Linked DNA regions of Homo sapiens: region 2 is linked to region 1. A link is a loop called in an ENCODE intact Hi-C map of the cell type or tissue named here. Cell type or tissue: A673. All regions are shown on one strand.

Region 1 (8,000 bases):
TGGCTATATTTAAGGATCATTTTGCTAGTCTGTGTAAATGAAACTTACTGCAATACATTACTTTTTATTGCAACATAAGTCATATTCAGATACAAGTTTTTCAAGGAAAATTTGCATGGAGATTCTTGTATTAACTTATGCCTATTAGTTTTGCAAAGTCAAAGGTTGTGAGAACATTACCTTTATGAGAGAATTTATTTGCTTCTCCAAAATAACTTAAAATATCTATTTTAATTGTTCTGGAAGGTTTGTTGGTTCTTAGATGTTTAAATCTCATTGATTCCAAGTCAGTGCACTTGCTGGCAGATTTTGAATGTGCATAGCAACTCTGTTCCTGGAATTTTAAAATGTGGAATCTGTGACAGACTCTTACCATTTTATAATCAGTTTCAGTACTTTTTTTTTAACTTTTGACTTACTTGTTTTGTGTCTTGTAGCTCAGATAAGTGATTGCAATAATTTATCCAAATTTATCTTTTAAAACTCTGCAGAGAATAGTCTTTCTCCGGGATTATTAACATACCTGTAAATCAAACCTGAAGATTTAGCACTACAAAAAATAATCCTAGAAAATGATCAGTGTATTTGGAAGAACATGGACCTTTACTTAGAAAAGAATTATAATTTCAATTAAGTTCAGGAATTAATCATGAGTGTTTTATATGAATTCCCAGGTGGACTACTATTTACAAACTATGGATAAGATTTCATTTTAGAATAATTTAAGCGTTTTCAAAACAGTTTACGTTAATTTATCTAATCACGATGTAAGTAAAAAGTTGTTAACGTGATGTTTAAAACCTAATAGTGAGAAAAGAGATCTTTTTAACTTCTTGTTTCTAGACTCCACTTTTTTTTTGTTTTGAGAAATTAAATATATTATTTTGCACTGATATTTTAACTTGACTTATCCCACCTCTTGAACGGTATTAGCTAAGAAGAGATCCCCAAATTACCCTAGTTTATTTGTAGTGAGATGTGTCCATTTATGTCTTTCTGGACATCCAGAAATTAAAACATTGCCAAATTGGCAGACCATGAACCGTTTACATATTTCTTTTCATAATGCTCCATAGCCAAGAAAGTGACCATGGAATTTTAAGACATCTTGACCCTTTTAAAAAAGATCATTGGCAGTTAATCAAGTTTCTCGCATGAGTTAGAATTCCACTGGGAAGTTAAACAGGTCTAAAAACCTTATTAGACATAAGAGTCAAGTTAGTTGTCATATGTCATATGATAATTGTGTTTTTGAAAAATTATAAAAGTCCTCAAATATTTGTGAAATGATATCTTAGCATGTTTAGTTTTTTTTTTTCTGTAAGACTATTCATAAATTTTACCCCAAATGCAACATATGGATTAGTCATGGGTAATTATTATGGATTATAAAATTTCTTTTATTTCTAAGGGGAAGTTGGAATAGATAAGGCAGGACTGTTTGAGGGTTGGGATGGGACCAGTATTTTCAGTTCAGTAAAGTCCTCTGTAAAAATATACTTGCATTCTACCAAGAAAGTTAATTCCCATACAGAGATTTAAATATGTTGGTGGAGAATATAACTTTACATTAATATCATTTCCCAAGAAATAACACTGCAATTTAAAGGTTTTTTTTTTAACATCTAAACACAGTTTAAAACAATTATCTTATTCTGAAGAAAACTGCAAAGTTAATGTTTTCAGTAACCACAGTAGTTAAAAAAAAAAAAAGTCAGGGAATATGCCAATTTTAAAATGTTGCCATAGTCACTTTATGTTATAATTTTACTATGTGCAATTCTTTATTGATTCTTTGTCTTTTAAATTAGACTGCTACTGACAGAAAGGCAATTGCAATTATTTGATCCCATGAAATAATGAGTTTAAATATCAATTCTATCAACATCATGGTGATGTCTTATTCTTAACAACCTGAAAGTCATAGTTAAAATGGAACCTCTTGTGTATCCAGAACAAAAATAGAAAGATGTAAAAAATTAAGACAGGATTGTATTCTTCCAAATTTGCTTCTTAAAGCTCACCTACTAACACAACTTAAAGGGAAATAATAATTTTCAGTATATATCTGATGTAAATGTGTAGCTGCTCTCTTGACTGTTATTTTGTTTCCGGTCTAGATGTTCTTTCAGGTTCACTTTCATCAACAATATTCTCTGTCTTCAGGGTAAAATGTTTTCCAGTGGTTTTGTATTGAGTCAAGTTTAGTGCTGCCTCCACACTTCGAGTAGGAGTTTTATCTGCAAGAACAACCTTTCTACAGCAAAGCTTATTACATCATACGAATAAGGGTTTTTTCCTTTTGGTTTTATGTGACCTTCAAACAACAGTCAGGTCAACTTAAAAGCAGAGATGTCATTACTTTCCCCTCAATTCGCTTTAATGGCTGATGGTAAATTTATATTCAAAATCATAAGTAATATGTGCTATTGTTACTTACTATGTGTAATGTCATCCACAATATACAGTAGTCATAATACACTCATTTTTATTTTTCAGAAATCCTACTTTTTTTTAATGGAACATAAAATTGGTTATGTGCTCATGAATTATTTTCCCCCACTTGGTGCAATAAGGATTAAAGGCTTTAAAAACGACATTATTTTATGTGGTTTACATAAAACATGAATTTAGAATTAAGCATTGAATTACAGAACTCCATATAATCTCTTATAATTGAACAACAATAATTTCATGTGTGTGTGGGCGGGGAGAGGATGGGCTATCACCCCTCTTTTTGATGTGCTAGAAAATAATCTAAAATATGAGAGAAAGACTTCCCATTTGAGTTTGACTTAAAGACAGCAGATAAAGTATATTTTATTTCTAAACATTCATTGGAATTGCATAAATGTTTTTTCATCCATGTTTTATTTACAAAATAGAAATTTTTTTTAAAAATAGAAAAATAGGATTTGGTGTAGTATAGTGTAGTTTTTCCAGAGGATCCTAATAAATAAAATATTGCTAAGCTTTTCTATTTCAGTTATAGGAAATGTGCAGTTTGTTACATTTTGTAGTATAACTTTATTCCCTTTGATTTGTGTATAATGTTATAATAAAAAATAATAATAGAGTCAGACCTCTGTAGCATTAGAGAAAATATTTGGCTAGAAACAACGGCTAGTTGGCTCTGAGCTTCCCTTAAGTTTTCAAGTTACTGCAGGTCAGTTTTAGTTAGGAATTGAAGCTGATTTGACACAACGACTAAAACTTTACTGTTACAGTAAGAATATAGAAATATGGAAATAATGCCTTGATCAAGTATTAAAGGTGTTTTGTCATTGGAAAGTTGCCTCCTTTTTGTATGTTTAAATATGTTTATACTTCTGCATAATTAATGCTTTTACATTTGTACAATCATTTTAATGTTAAAAGTGGATGTGGTATAAAACCAAGCTTAGTGGACTCATGATTATTTTGTTCCATGGCCTGTAGCTTCAATTTAGGATTAAACAGCATACCACTGTAGGAAGGTGGATTTTTCTTTTTTTACTTCTTATTTGAAATAAAATTTAAATTTCTCATGAGAAATTTGTTTCTAACTCTTTGATTCAAAGAGAAATGCTACAAAGTTCAGCAAACAATCTACAGTATTCTTATGATAAAAATAGTTGGATAATAGAAAAGAAAAATAAGGCATTTCCGTAATGGTTTTTCTTTTCCCTTTCTTGAAACCTTCTTTGCATCTTTCTGTCTTTTCCTTTTTTCTTCCTTAGTTTTATACATGCAAGTTTCTGTAACAAGTTACTCTGTAAAGCAGGATGCATGTATGTATTTGTGTGTGTGTATATATATATATGTATGTATGTATGTATGTATGTATGTATGTAACTTTGTAAACGTCATTTATTTAAATGTGTTCCTTTAATGGATCTGAGCTCTGAGACAGAGCAATAAAATTGGTGTGTTTATATTGCAAGTCCAAGTTTACTTGCTTTAGCTCCCTGGAAGGGTGTGACATGAAAAGATTGTGGTTGGGCCACATGGCTCATATGCTGGACTGTGTTTTTGTGAATGGAGGCAGAACTCCAGTTCTGCCTGCTTGTCTTGAGGAATTGCTGAGGAGATCAGCTGTCTCATTCACGGGCAGAAAGAATGACTCATACATCTTCCGCCTTGTTTGGCTCCAGGTCATTGTTACAGTGGATAGAACTGGTTTTAATTAAATATTAACCCCTTTTATACTTGACGTTTGTTTTATTTGTAATTCTTCCACTTTTTCCTTAGCTTTAAAAAAAAACCCAACAGGCACATAGTTTGTAAGAATAGGAGGGTTTTCGCTTCCCTGCAGCCAACCTTGGAAACTTTTTCATCGCTTACTTTTTCTTAAGTAATGATTATTATTTCATTTGAAAGTTAAAAATAAGCATAACATAAAGGCAAGCTATATTTAAAATTACCCATCTCTAAGGCAATATTAGTTAAGAAAAGTATTAAAATTAAAAAGGAGAATTGGTGAGTTTGTGACATATAGGTCATGATTAATATTTTTATGAATTTCTTTCTGATAATATGCATTGATACGTAGCAAAAAGACAGAAAACAGTAAAACAACTTTGGATAATAATCTAGGTAAAACAAATAGCTGAGAGTGCAGATACTGCCCTTTTAAAGCCGACATCCTGAGACTTGATGGCAACTGGTCTATTAACGTGCAATGAACTGATAGAGCCGCTCCAGCTATTACCAATAAAATCCACATGCTTAATCTCCTTGAAAGCATTTTATTGGTCTTTTGGTATATACTTTCTCCCCTTCTCCTTTCCTCCTCTTCCCCTTCGTCTTTAATTACATAGTGTGGGGAAACATTTTCATTCCCCAAAGGTGATTATATCCAGCACAGTTTATAATAGATAGTAGTGGAAAAAACATTGCTTTTTTAGGCTGACCTCTATTGTTAATTTTCAACTTTGGAGTTGGTATGGCTTGCTGCAAGTTTTCAGGCAGCTGCAGTTTGCTCCTTCACAGTATTCCCCTGAATTGAAGAAAAAAGGAAATGTATGATACAAGTGTGGCAATACTTTGTCATATTTTCCTTGCCTAGATCCAACTTGTGTTTTTAGTTAACTGCTTTCCGTTTACTCTAACTTGAAATTAGAGGTATACTTAAGCCTTTGTCTATTTAAGTAGCATGCTGCTTCGTTTGGTCTATTCAGTTTCTTAAGATTAGCTTCTGTGAAAATGTGAGTCATATGTTTTTTGTTAAAATTCTGTAATATGTTCAGGAATAAGTGTGAAGTATTTATTCAGTATGTTAAGGAGTTAGAACAGAAATAGGAATTCTTATTCTTACTCTTTACAGATTGTTATCGTGCAGCTATTTTCTGTATATTTGCGAGGTATAACTTCTAGATTATTCTACTCCTAAAATTTGGCCCTTTTTTCCTCACACATATTCCAGCACACATCACACACCCATCAGTGAGTCTGTGCTGCTCTTGCAGTGACATATATTAGGAAGTTGCAAATCTGCTTACGATGCTACAAAAACAAACAAAAGACCTTTAGAACATTCATACCATCATATTCAGTTACAAGTATACTTTTGTTACTCACCAGCTATTTTTAACTTTTCCTGTAAAGGGATATTATATTTTTATTAGATTCTTATAAATGTTGGCTTTTTAAAAGCCCAGTAATTGTTGTGGTTGATATATTTGCATCTCAATAGTTATATCTGTTTAGCTGTTAATTCTGAGGGAAAACCAAAACAATGATATAATGGGAAAAATGTGCAGGATTTGAATCTGTGTACTTGCTGTTATTTATTAAATATATATTTAAAACACTTGTAATTTTTTTGATATGAAGACTTACTTGAAAGCACACCCTTCGCCTTGTAATTTATGAATCTTTTAGAACATTTTTTTCTGCAGTGTCAAAAAAATATGTTGTGTTAATAGCTGAGAGAATGCTAATGTACAGATTTTAGCTGTTTCGTTGCCTCTCTAGTAGACTTCATTAGAAGTAAAGATATTAAACTGAGCGTTGTAATGACATGTACTTTTTTGTGGATGACTTGAAAGACAAGGGTTGGTGGGTAGAGGACTGGAAAGAAGAAAATAAGGAACATTTCTTGAGTAGCTGGCATTGCGTTTAGACTGTTTCATTTAATCCTCACCAAAAAACTGTATTTTCACTAGTAAACTGATAAGTAAAATTCAGTTCTAAGAGGTTCAGAAACTTAACCAAAGTTGCACAACTAGCATGTCACAGAATTAAGATTTGCAGTTTGCTAACTTTGAAGTTGTTACCCACAGTATCAGATATTGGAGCAATATGAAGAGAAAAAAATTCTCCTTGCAATATAGGCTGATCAAATAGGTATCAGTTAAAACTTGAAAAAATTATTAATTTGTTTGATTTTGTTTGGTAGCGGGGGTAGAGTGCATTGGTAATAAGGTTAATTATTGGTGTACAGAAGAGAGTTGTTAGAAAACAGTTGAATGTCAAACTGCATACGTTTTTATAACAGGCACAATTATCAGATTCTTATGCTCTTCATAATATAACGTAAATTTTATTCAGCCAAATGTCTGTTTTTAAAGAATAATATTAAACTAATAAAAAGAAACTTTAATTCTGTATATTGTATTCTTTTTTATATAAAATTTTTTTAAAATGTAGAATTCCTTTTTATGTAGATTTTTTTCTTAAGCCATTCAGTTACCAACCTGAAGCATTTTCAAAAGAGACTGTTTATTTTAATAAGCATTCCTCATGCAGAATAGGCTCATTTAAGAAAGTTAATTAACGTCTATTTAAATATGACTTGGCTGGATAAAAAAGTTTCAGTATTACGTAACACTAATGAAGTAATACTACCTAGTCAAATGACAGCTAAAGTTAATTAGGATGATAATTCATTATATTTTTATCAAATTAAAAGTAACCTAACTTCTATTTTTTGGGCGTGTGTGTGTGTGTGTGTGTTTGCATGTATTTATGTGTGTTTGTGAAAGCTTATTACTAATATTCAGTTTGGAATAGGTTACTTCGATGTCTAAATCAACTGTGATGAAAACATTTTAGAAGTGAAAAATGCACTTGTGTTTTGATTGCTGCCAAATGCATTAAGTCCTTGCTATTCAGTATTTTTCCTTGACTAAAAATAGGAACGTCTTTTGACATGAGGACTGACGAACTAGTGATATTCTTTTTGTTAATGCCTAGTAGTTGCCAGGAAAATATTTTGAATGAAAAGATGACATTTGTGTTATTGTTTGTTATTTTGTTAATGTGAATATAATCTTTGAAATATAATACTTTATTATATATGAGCCAAATCAAGGACCATTCTTCCATTTAAAAACCTTTGTAGCATACTTTGGCAAAATTCAGTGCAAGCATCTTAAAATATGGTGTATTTTGCAGGACAGAGAACATACCAGCAGACGTTTCTAAAAAAGCAGAGAGACGTGTGTGATAACTGCACATCACTTAAAATAATTGTGTGGTTAATTTAAGTGGGCTGCTTACACACTGGCAGTGGGTGAATTGAAATAGCTTTTGCTCTATTCTTGAAAAAAAACTGCAGGAAATGGAAATTCTATAGCTTTCTTTATTTTGCATCTCTTTTATTTCCATCTGGCAGGTGAAATTCGGAGGGAATACACCTGCCATCATCCTATTTCTGACATATATATGGTTCCTAGGTGACATCAATGATCCCCTTCCATTTCTCCTCCTAAGTAGTGTTGTCAATACCATTTTAAATAGGAGCTCATTGGCAAATAATCATAGGTTTGATCTCAGCCCAAGAAGATCTTACTTGACAGATTTTACTTGACATTCCTTATGCTTTTGGCAGTTTCTCTCTTAATTTTTTTTAATTTTCTTTTTCTTCTTCAGCTCAGGTACCTGACAATGATGAGCAGTTTGTACCAGACTATCAGGCTGAAAGTTGTAAGTATAGTATGACTCATCTCTTGTATTTTTCTGTCTTTCTGGTTTCCTTCTTTCTTCTTTCTCTTTGGTTGGTTTTCACGTCCAGTGTC
Region 2 (8,000 bases), 710 kb before region 1:
TTCTACCTGTGCAGATTAGTCATCTGTCAATCAAGCCAGCTTGTTATTAGATGGAGAGTGGGAGGGGGATTTGTTTTTCCATTCAGGTTTCTTTTTTTTTTTTTTTTTTTTTTTTTTTTTTTTGAGACGGAGTCTCGCTCTGTCGCCCAGGCCGGACTGCGGACTGCAGTGGCGCAATCTCGGCTCACTGCAAGCTCCGCCTCCCGGGTTCACTCCATTCTCCTGCCTCAGCCTCCCGAGTAGCTGGGACTACAGGCGCCCGCCACCGCGCCCGGCTAATTTTTTTTGTATTTTTAGTAGAGACGGGGTTTCACCGTGTTAGCCAGGATGGTCTCGATCTCCTGACCTCCTGATCCACCCGCCTCGGCCTCCCAAAGTGCTGGGATTACAGGCGTGAGCCACCGCGCCCGGCCTCCATTCAGGTTTCTAAACAGCGGGCACTAACACTTCTCAACAAAAGCATTTTTGGTGTGTGTGTTGGGGGGTGTGTTTGTAGATTTGAGAAAAAGGACATCAGGATGCTAGGAGGAAGGGGAAAGCTGGTGGCTGAGTAGTCTTTCTACAACAAATACCTAGTGTATTTGTCAGATTATTGAATGGAGAATACAAGTAATAAACTATAGCATTATTTGACATGTGTGTTACTGATAAGTCTGCTACTATTCCAGGGAGCTGAAATGGTACAAAGTTGTACATTATGTCTGCTGTCATGGGAACTGCCTTGTCATCTTGCCTAAGGCTTCAGTAGTTCTCATTGTAAACAAATGTACACATCAGCAGGCTTCTCATAGGTTTGCATATATAAATAAAGAGAAATGGGCCGGGCTCGGTGGCTCAAGCCTGTAATCCGAGCACTTTGGGAGGCCGAGGCAGGTGGATCATGAGGTCAGGAGATTGAGGCCAACCTGGCTAACATGGTGAAACCCTGTGTCTACTAAAAATACACACACAAAAAAAATCAGCCGGGCGTAGTGGCGGACGCCTGTAGTCCCAGCTACTCGGGAGGCTGAGGCAGGAGAATGGCGTGAACCCAGGAGGCGGAGCTTGCTATGAGCCCAGATTGCGCCACAGCACTCCAGCCTGGGCGACAGAGTGAGACTCCATCTCAAAAAAAAAAAAAAAAAAAAAAAGAGAGAGAGAGAGAGAAATGAACATTTGAGGTTGATTACAATAGTAGTAGGGAAGACTGGAGCGTCCCTAGAAGTTTTTATCAAATTAACTCAGGCTCTACACTCAGTTCAATCTTATTTTTTTATGAGGCCCATGGGATTTGAGACACGGTCAGAGGATGGCTTTAACATGAGATTTATTAGGTACAAAAAGGAAAGCATCACCCATCTGAAACAAATGTCATTGTTTTATTTCTCTTATGATTGATACATTTCTACTAATTCATCAGCAAGCTCTTGAGAGGCAAGAGGAGAAAAATAATCTAATTTTCAAATACAATACTTCCTGAGTGAAGACACCAAGCACAAGAGTGTCTAGGCAGACAATACTTCTACCAACAAATCAAATATTTCATGCATTGCATCTTTTCCAATCTCTGTTCCAATGCTCTCTGCATTTCTCTTTTTTCCAAATTGATTAACATTTTTGTATTATATAAAGACGTGAGTTCCTTTCTTCATTAGAATTCTTACCATGTTTGCCATCTTGACGCCATTAGATGGGAAGTACTTTGCTTTCCCAGCAACCAAGGGTAATATGTTTGGAACTTATATATAATTTCCATTAATAATAGCACAAACAACACTATATGACTCTGACTCTGTATGCCAGGGGCTCGTCTGCTTATAATACGTTAGCTTATTTAATCCTCACAACAGCCCTTCTAGGTAAGTACTGATATTGCCACCATACCACAGAGAGGTAAATGTATTGCAAACAAACACTGCAGAGAACATTTTAAGACATTACGTGCAAGTCATCTTTAGAAACGAAGTTTAATTAAACTTGATTTGATCCTTTAACTTCTCGACTCTATTAAATTCTGATAGGCAATTAAAAGCAACTAAATTCCTTCGCCCCTTACTACTTAGCAAAGAATTATATGAGCTCTTTGCCATGAAGTTAATTTGTTCAGACATTTTCTGGCATATATATGAATCTAAAAAATAATATGAAGAAAGTAATTAAAGACCACTTTCACACTTATTAAAGATTCTTCTTGTTTTAGCTGTGCTGTTCATGGGAAAAATATTGAAAAGTTAAGCACTTATTTCTAAAAAGTGATCAGTGTTAAGTGGCCAGGTTTAGAAATGCTAACAAAGTCGCTCTTCATCAGTAATAGAATTAATGTTGTACTGAGTTAGCAAGACAGTTATCCCAACTCTCCACTTAGCTGTTAGTCACAATTTCATATGTTGTAGCCTATGAAATTTATTTTATTGGTTGACCACCAATTTTCCCTTATCTCCTCTACTCCAGATCCTCCATGAAATGATGGAAGAAATTGACTATGATCATGATGGAACCGTGTCTCTGGAGGAATGGATTCAAGGAGGAATGACAACGATTCCACTTCTTGTGCTCCTGGGCTTAGAAAATGTAAGCATTTCCACAGAGGAGGGTGGCCTGGTGGTGAGTCAGTGGGGCTCTCTATTACACATTTTGATTACAGATTGATGTGACCATTTTCTACCATTAAGCATGCAGTGAGTGCCTGGAACTTTTAATAAGTATGCCACGGTGCAATTTGACAGTAACTCCTTGTGTAGTAATACTTGCCACACACATATTGATTCACTCCAGGTATTACTTCAGGATTAAAAATATATTCTCTCTCTTTTGTTTTCCTCTGTTGAAGGTGCAATCTAGTGTTTTTAAGTTACTGACCTCCTCATATTATCTAAAGCAAGAGGCTCTCCAGTATTATTGTATTTTGCAGTTCTTTTGGTGCTTCATTATTTCAATGTTCCTCCTACCTATAAAGGTAATCTATTTTATTGAAAACTGATACTTGGAGGAGGCAGTTAAATATCTCCAGTGGTTTAAAGATTAGTGGTGCCAAAAGTCATTGCGTTTTCTGCCATTACCTTTAATGGCAGAAAACGCAATGACTTTTGCACCAACTTAAATAAACGTAAGTTTTTCCTGTATCAGCAGGAGCCAGGTTCTTATTCTATCGCCTGTCAAAAGTTTTCTTGGAGTAGTTCCTCTAGTTGCAATTAAATACCATTGTGAAGGAATAAAATAAATCAACCTAAGATGAGAATGTAATATAATAATGACTTTGAAAGCAAATCTTGCTGACCCAGACTTGAAGCAGATTTCAGTTATTTTTATTCTAAAAATCTGATGAAATCTATAGTGTATGCCAGATTTTTAAATTCAGCATTAATAGTTATGCAATAATTAGATATACTATGTATAGAATAACATGTCTACTTAATTTCAAAGAACATTAGGGGTGGAAAGAACAATGAAATTGTAATATTTAGAGTTTTAAGGTGTAAGACCATAGTATTCACCACTTTGCTGCCAAACCCAAAACTCTTCATACTTCTTATTACCAGCTGAAATATTTTTACAGATTCAAGACTATATCATAGTTATTCAAGACACCAAATTTTTAAAAGTCATTTCTCAAGATAACTTACTGTCTGTGTTTGTGAAACATATGAGTATATATAAAAATATGTTGGCACATATGGGTTTAGGAATATATAAATGGGCTTTAGGAATATACAAATGAGCTGAGGGTTAAGGAATATGTATAAGTTTAGGAAAAAATAATAGGTTTCAAGAGATTACTATTTGTTTTCTTTTTTACCTGGGTCTTCAAATTTCTTCTAAACTCAGTTGAAGCTTACCTTTCATGAGGCCCATGGGATCCAAGACATGGTCAGAGGATGGAAAACAATAAAATACTAATAAGTGATATATGGAAAGTTACCCTTAAACTAATTTATTTAAACAAAATATAATATATATATTATTGTTAATAAGTATGTAGTTCTACACTTAAAAATTTTGTGAAATAGTATTTTCTTGTACCTGAATTTCTTATACTACACATAACTGAGTATTTTTTTATAATACCATATTTAGCTCTATATTATCAATATTTATTTAATTGTTCATGTACCTTATGACAAAAACCATTATGTAAATCAGACTACTGGGAGAAAACAAAAGAAAAATTGACAAAATGTTGACATTTTAAGGTTTAATGTATACTTTATCCTGAAAAATTGTCAGATAACTTTAGTCAGGAAATTCCAATAATAATGATTCCCGAGAAGGACATTTTATGTTTGTAAAGCTAAACTTTGTATATTCTAAGCATCTATGTAAATTCTAGGATGAGAGAAGGAGGGAAGATGCAGGAATGAGCAAGTAAATCATCTGGTAGTCGAGGGTGAGATAGAAAAGTGCAGAAAGGGACAGTCAGTTGCCCGTATTTTAAATGTCACAAGAGATTTTTTGAAATGATGATTTTTTTTGGAAACTACTGCTGATATATTATTTATTATTTAATTTATAAATATAGATATTTGTGAAGTTATAAAAATTATCACAGGTAATAGAGTCCACAAATCTATATGATTTAACTCAAAGTATTTTAAACCAATATAATACCTCATTAGTTTCTAGTGTAGTATTATTTCAATTGTAAGGCAATTCTATGCATTTAATGTGCACTCTATTAACTGTACATAATTTACTTTTTAATAGTATTTGTAAACTTATTTTTTATGTTTTTAGTAAAAGGGAGTGTCTGGAGCTAAATAGGAGAAATCTAAGGTTTTATTATAGCTATCAGAGCTGTGTTCCAGAGTTGTGTTACCAGTGACGGCCGCTAGATGGCAGAGGCACCTTATTTAATCTCAAGAGACCACCTTAAATCTGAGACTAAATTCCGCCCCCCACCCCATCTCTGTAAAGAACAACTTTAAAAGAAGAAATTTCCCTTTTCTTTCATTTTTGTGAAAAAAGTAAGCCACCTACATTTTAAGCTGTCTTTTAATAAAATGTATAAGCCATATAATCATGTGTAATGATCACAAAATACAGCATCTATTTGTTAGAAAGAGCTGTTGAATTCTAAGGCATGGTAATTGTTTTAAAAAGCAAGAATGACACCAAGACAACTGAGTGATGAGAACCTTTTTTAGCAATTGAGATTTATTTCCTTTCTGTAGGCAGTTAATGTGTTACATTATTACCTGTAGAGAATTTGATCCATGAATCTATCCCCTCACCTTTGCTTATTTAATTGAAAATCTAGATACTGCAGTTTGAAGTTGGCCATTTGTTGTGAAGCTTGTCTTGTTAGGTTGTCCTATATGTTATTGTCTATTGTCAATTATGAGCTCGGGGAGTAGGTTCTAATTGATGGTGCATGTAAAATACCACAGTGTATTTGAAAGTGACTGTGGTGTCCTAGTCAAATTACACAGAAAAGGAAGTAGTCCTGGGAGAGTAATCTTCACTTCTAATGTAAGGCACAACATTTACGATTTCAATGCAATTTATTTTTCTCCAGCAACAGCAGTTTAAAAACTAGTCTATTTTAAAGAATATCTATTTTGGTACCAAAATCAGAAATGGAGTTGATGGGGACCAGATTCTATACCAAATAGCAGAGAGCAAGAGCCATATCTTTTCTCTTACAAGAGGCTCTACAAACTTTACAAAATACAAGATGAATGGGTCAGAAATGGTATAGAGTGTTAGTGTCTCTTAGATTTGAAGGAAAATTGAGAATTTGGATGGCTTTGTGATTCTGATTACCACAATGAAAATTTATACCTGAGACTTATTCATTCTTCCTTCAGAATTCATCTCATTGGAGAATTGTTTTTTAAAAAAATCCAATGTAATTAAAACACTTTTTTTGTTGAATAACTTTATATAGAGGTAAACTCTGTTCCAGTGATTGGAAACTGTCTGCAGAGGGAGAGATATTAAGTAATTTTGGCTATGGGGCCATAAGGTCTCCGCCTTAACTGCTAAACTCTGCTGTTCCAGCACAAATGCAATCGCAGAAATTATGTAAATGAACCACAAAAGCTATGTTTTAATAAAACTGCATGTGCAAAAACAGGTTGCTGGCCAGGTTTGACTCAGTGCCATAGTTTGCCAACCGCTGATCTGTTCTATCACTCATTTCTCAGATTAAAAAACAGAAAAAGTTTTAATTTATTTTAATTCATTTGGAAGAAAGGAATCTAATACCTTTTACTTGGCACAATCGGACAACCACAGCAAGACATGAGGACTAATAGACAGAAAGCATAGGAGCAGTGAACGTCATCAAATTGATCAGATAACAGACCTTAGCTCTGTTATTAACTAACTAGGTCATTTTTATACCAGGCAGTTGCTGTCTCCGGAAAAACGAGAAGTTAGCCAAGAAGAGAAGTTAGTGTTTCCTAATACTCTTTCAGTTTGAACATTTCCTTTTCCTGCATGAACAAGATAATTAATAAGGCTTCAATTTCTGAAATCTCTAACTTTGGATCGTCATTTAATTTTTTCAAGGAAAATTCCTGAATTTATATTATAGGGAAAAGAGAAATGTACATTTAAGCAGTAGACTAGCTTGAAATAGCGATACCTTAACTTGTTATTGTGGATTGTTGTACCCACATCTAGCCTGCATGGTTTCTGGATGGTTTATACTTTGGTCTCACTATATGTGTGCCAAAAATCCTGGTCTTCAATTCTTATAGGTCATTTAAACTTTGCCTTTGACTGAGATTGTTTAAGACACATTTTTTTCTTGACTCTCAGTAAAGTAATATGCAGTGTGTTCTCTGATGAAATTCCTGAGTGATGGAGAATAGAAGACTATGTATTATATTTTGGGAGCTGATGTTCAGCACATCGATTTTTAAAAGTTTTTAATTTGGTTAAGAGTTTTTGTTCTGCTGTCTATACTTTGCTCAATGTAGAAAGCAGTTACAAAACTAGATGAATGCAAAAATTCTTGAGATTCCAGATTGTGTCATTTAAGAAAAATGACTACGTGGTGTAACCTGCTGTTGATTTTGCATTTGAGCCTCAGGAATGACAGGTGACCTTACAATGTGTGGTCTGGAGATGAACAGTTGATGACAGCTCCACTCAGAATTTTAAAACTTTTCTCTGCATTCTCTTTGCCCAGGCCTAATAGAGCTCATCTTTTTGTCTAAAAGAGAAGTTTCGGCCGGGCGCGGTGGCTCACGCCTGTAATCCCAGCACTTTGGGAGGCCGAGGCGGGCGGATCACGAGGTCAGGTGATACCATCCTGGCTAACACGGTGAAACCCCGTCTCTACTAAAAATACAAAAAATTAGCCGGGCGCAGTGGGTGAAGGCAGGAGAATGGCACGAACCCGGGAGGCGGAGCTTGCAGTGAGCCGAGATCGCGCCACTGCCCTCCAGCCTGGGCGACAGAGCGAGACTCCTCTCAAAAAAAAAAAAAAAAAAAAAAAAATAAGAGGAGTTTCTGTCACATTGTCATAATTTTTTTTTTGGAGACCTTGGACAAAAAGTAAGGTAATTTAATGTTCTTTGTTATTTAATGAGTTGGAAGTAATTATTTGTAACATTAGCTCCTCTCTCTCTCTATATAAGTTAAGTCAGTTGAAACATAACTAGGTGTGGGGAGAGAAGCATGTGGGTTAGGACATCAATGAAATTTCTCCTTGAGGTCTTCTGAAAAAAAATTATTTATAGTAGCCCTAGTTCACTTGAACATTTTATGTGATCTTGGAAGTATTTATGGAAAAACTAAAACTTTAGAATCACTAGGATAAAGATTTTTATTTATGGAAAAACTAAAACTTTAGAATCACTAGGATAATGATTTTTATTTATGGAAAAACTAAAACTTTAGAATCACTAGGATAATAGGTTTTAAAAGTTCTGAAGAGCATTATTTCCTTTGAAACATCCCTTTGCCTTGTAGGCAACTAAGAGTTGGGGAAAATGTAAAGTTCCTTCTCAGCATGGAGTAGCCTAGGATTCATTAAGCATTTATCTGTCATAAACACGGACCTGAACAGCTTC

Evidence for each region. A loop is a pair of places that touch in the nucleus more often than their neighbours do. Peaks named below come from ENCODE experiments on the same cell type or tissue, not always from the same donor. Only the 100,000 strongest peaks of a DNase experiment are listed, where the experiment ranks them.
Region 2: a loop joins it to region 1, with 6 times the contacts of the local background. A loop is called at or near these places in 7 of 110 quality-filtered maps.

Annotation. Positions count from the first base shown.
Region 1 is chr7:13,977,335-13,985,334 of GRCh38, reverse strand. It overlaps ETV1 (ETS variant transcription factor 1), which reads left to right. Exons shown (of 14, transcript NM_004956.5): 6 at 7,855-7,908. Among named protein-coding and RNA genes, the nearest start is that of ETV1, 8.3 kb to the left of the region's middle. RefSeq lists an enhancer at 1-289. In A673, no CTCF peak of the experiment used is centred here; DNase peaks (open chromatin) are centred at 4,074, 4,664 and 5,064; H3K4me3 peaks cover 4,837 bases; H3K27ac peaks cover 6,507 bases.
Region 2 is chr7:14,688,625-14,696,624 of GRCh38, reverse strand. It overlaps DGKB (diacylglycerol kinase beta), which reads left to right. Exons shown (of 26, transcript NM_001350709.2): 9 at 2,431-2,550. Among named protein-coding and RNA genes, the nearest start is that of DGKB, 210 kb to the left of the region's middle. In A673, a CTCF peak has its summit at 4,803 (motif pointing right); a DNase peak (open chromatin) is centred at 4,824.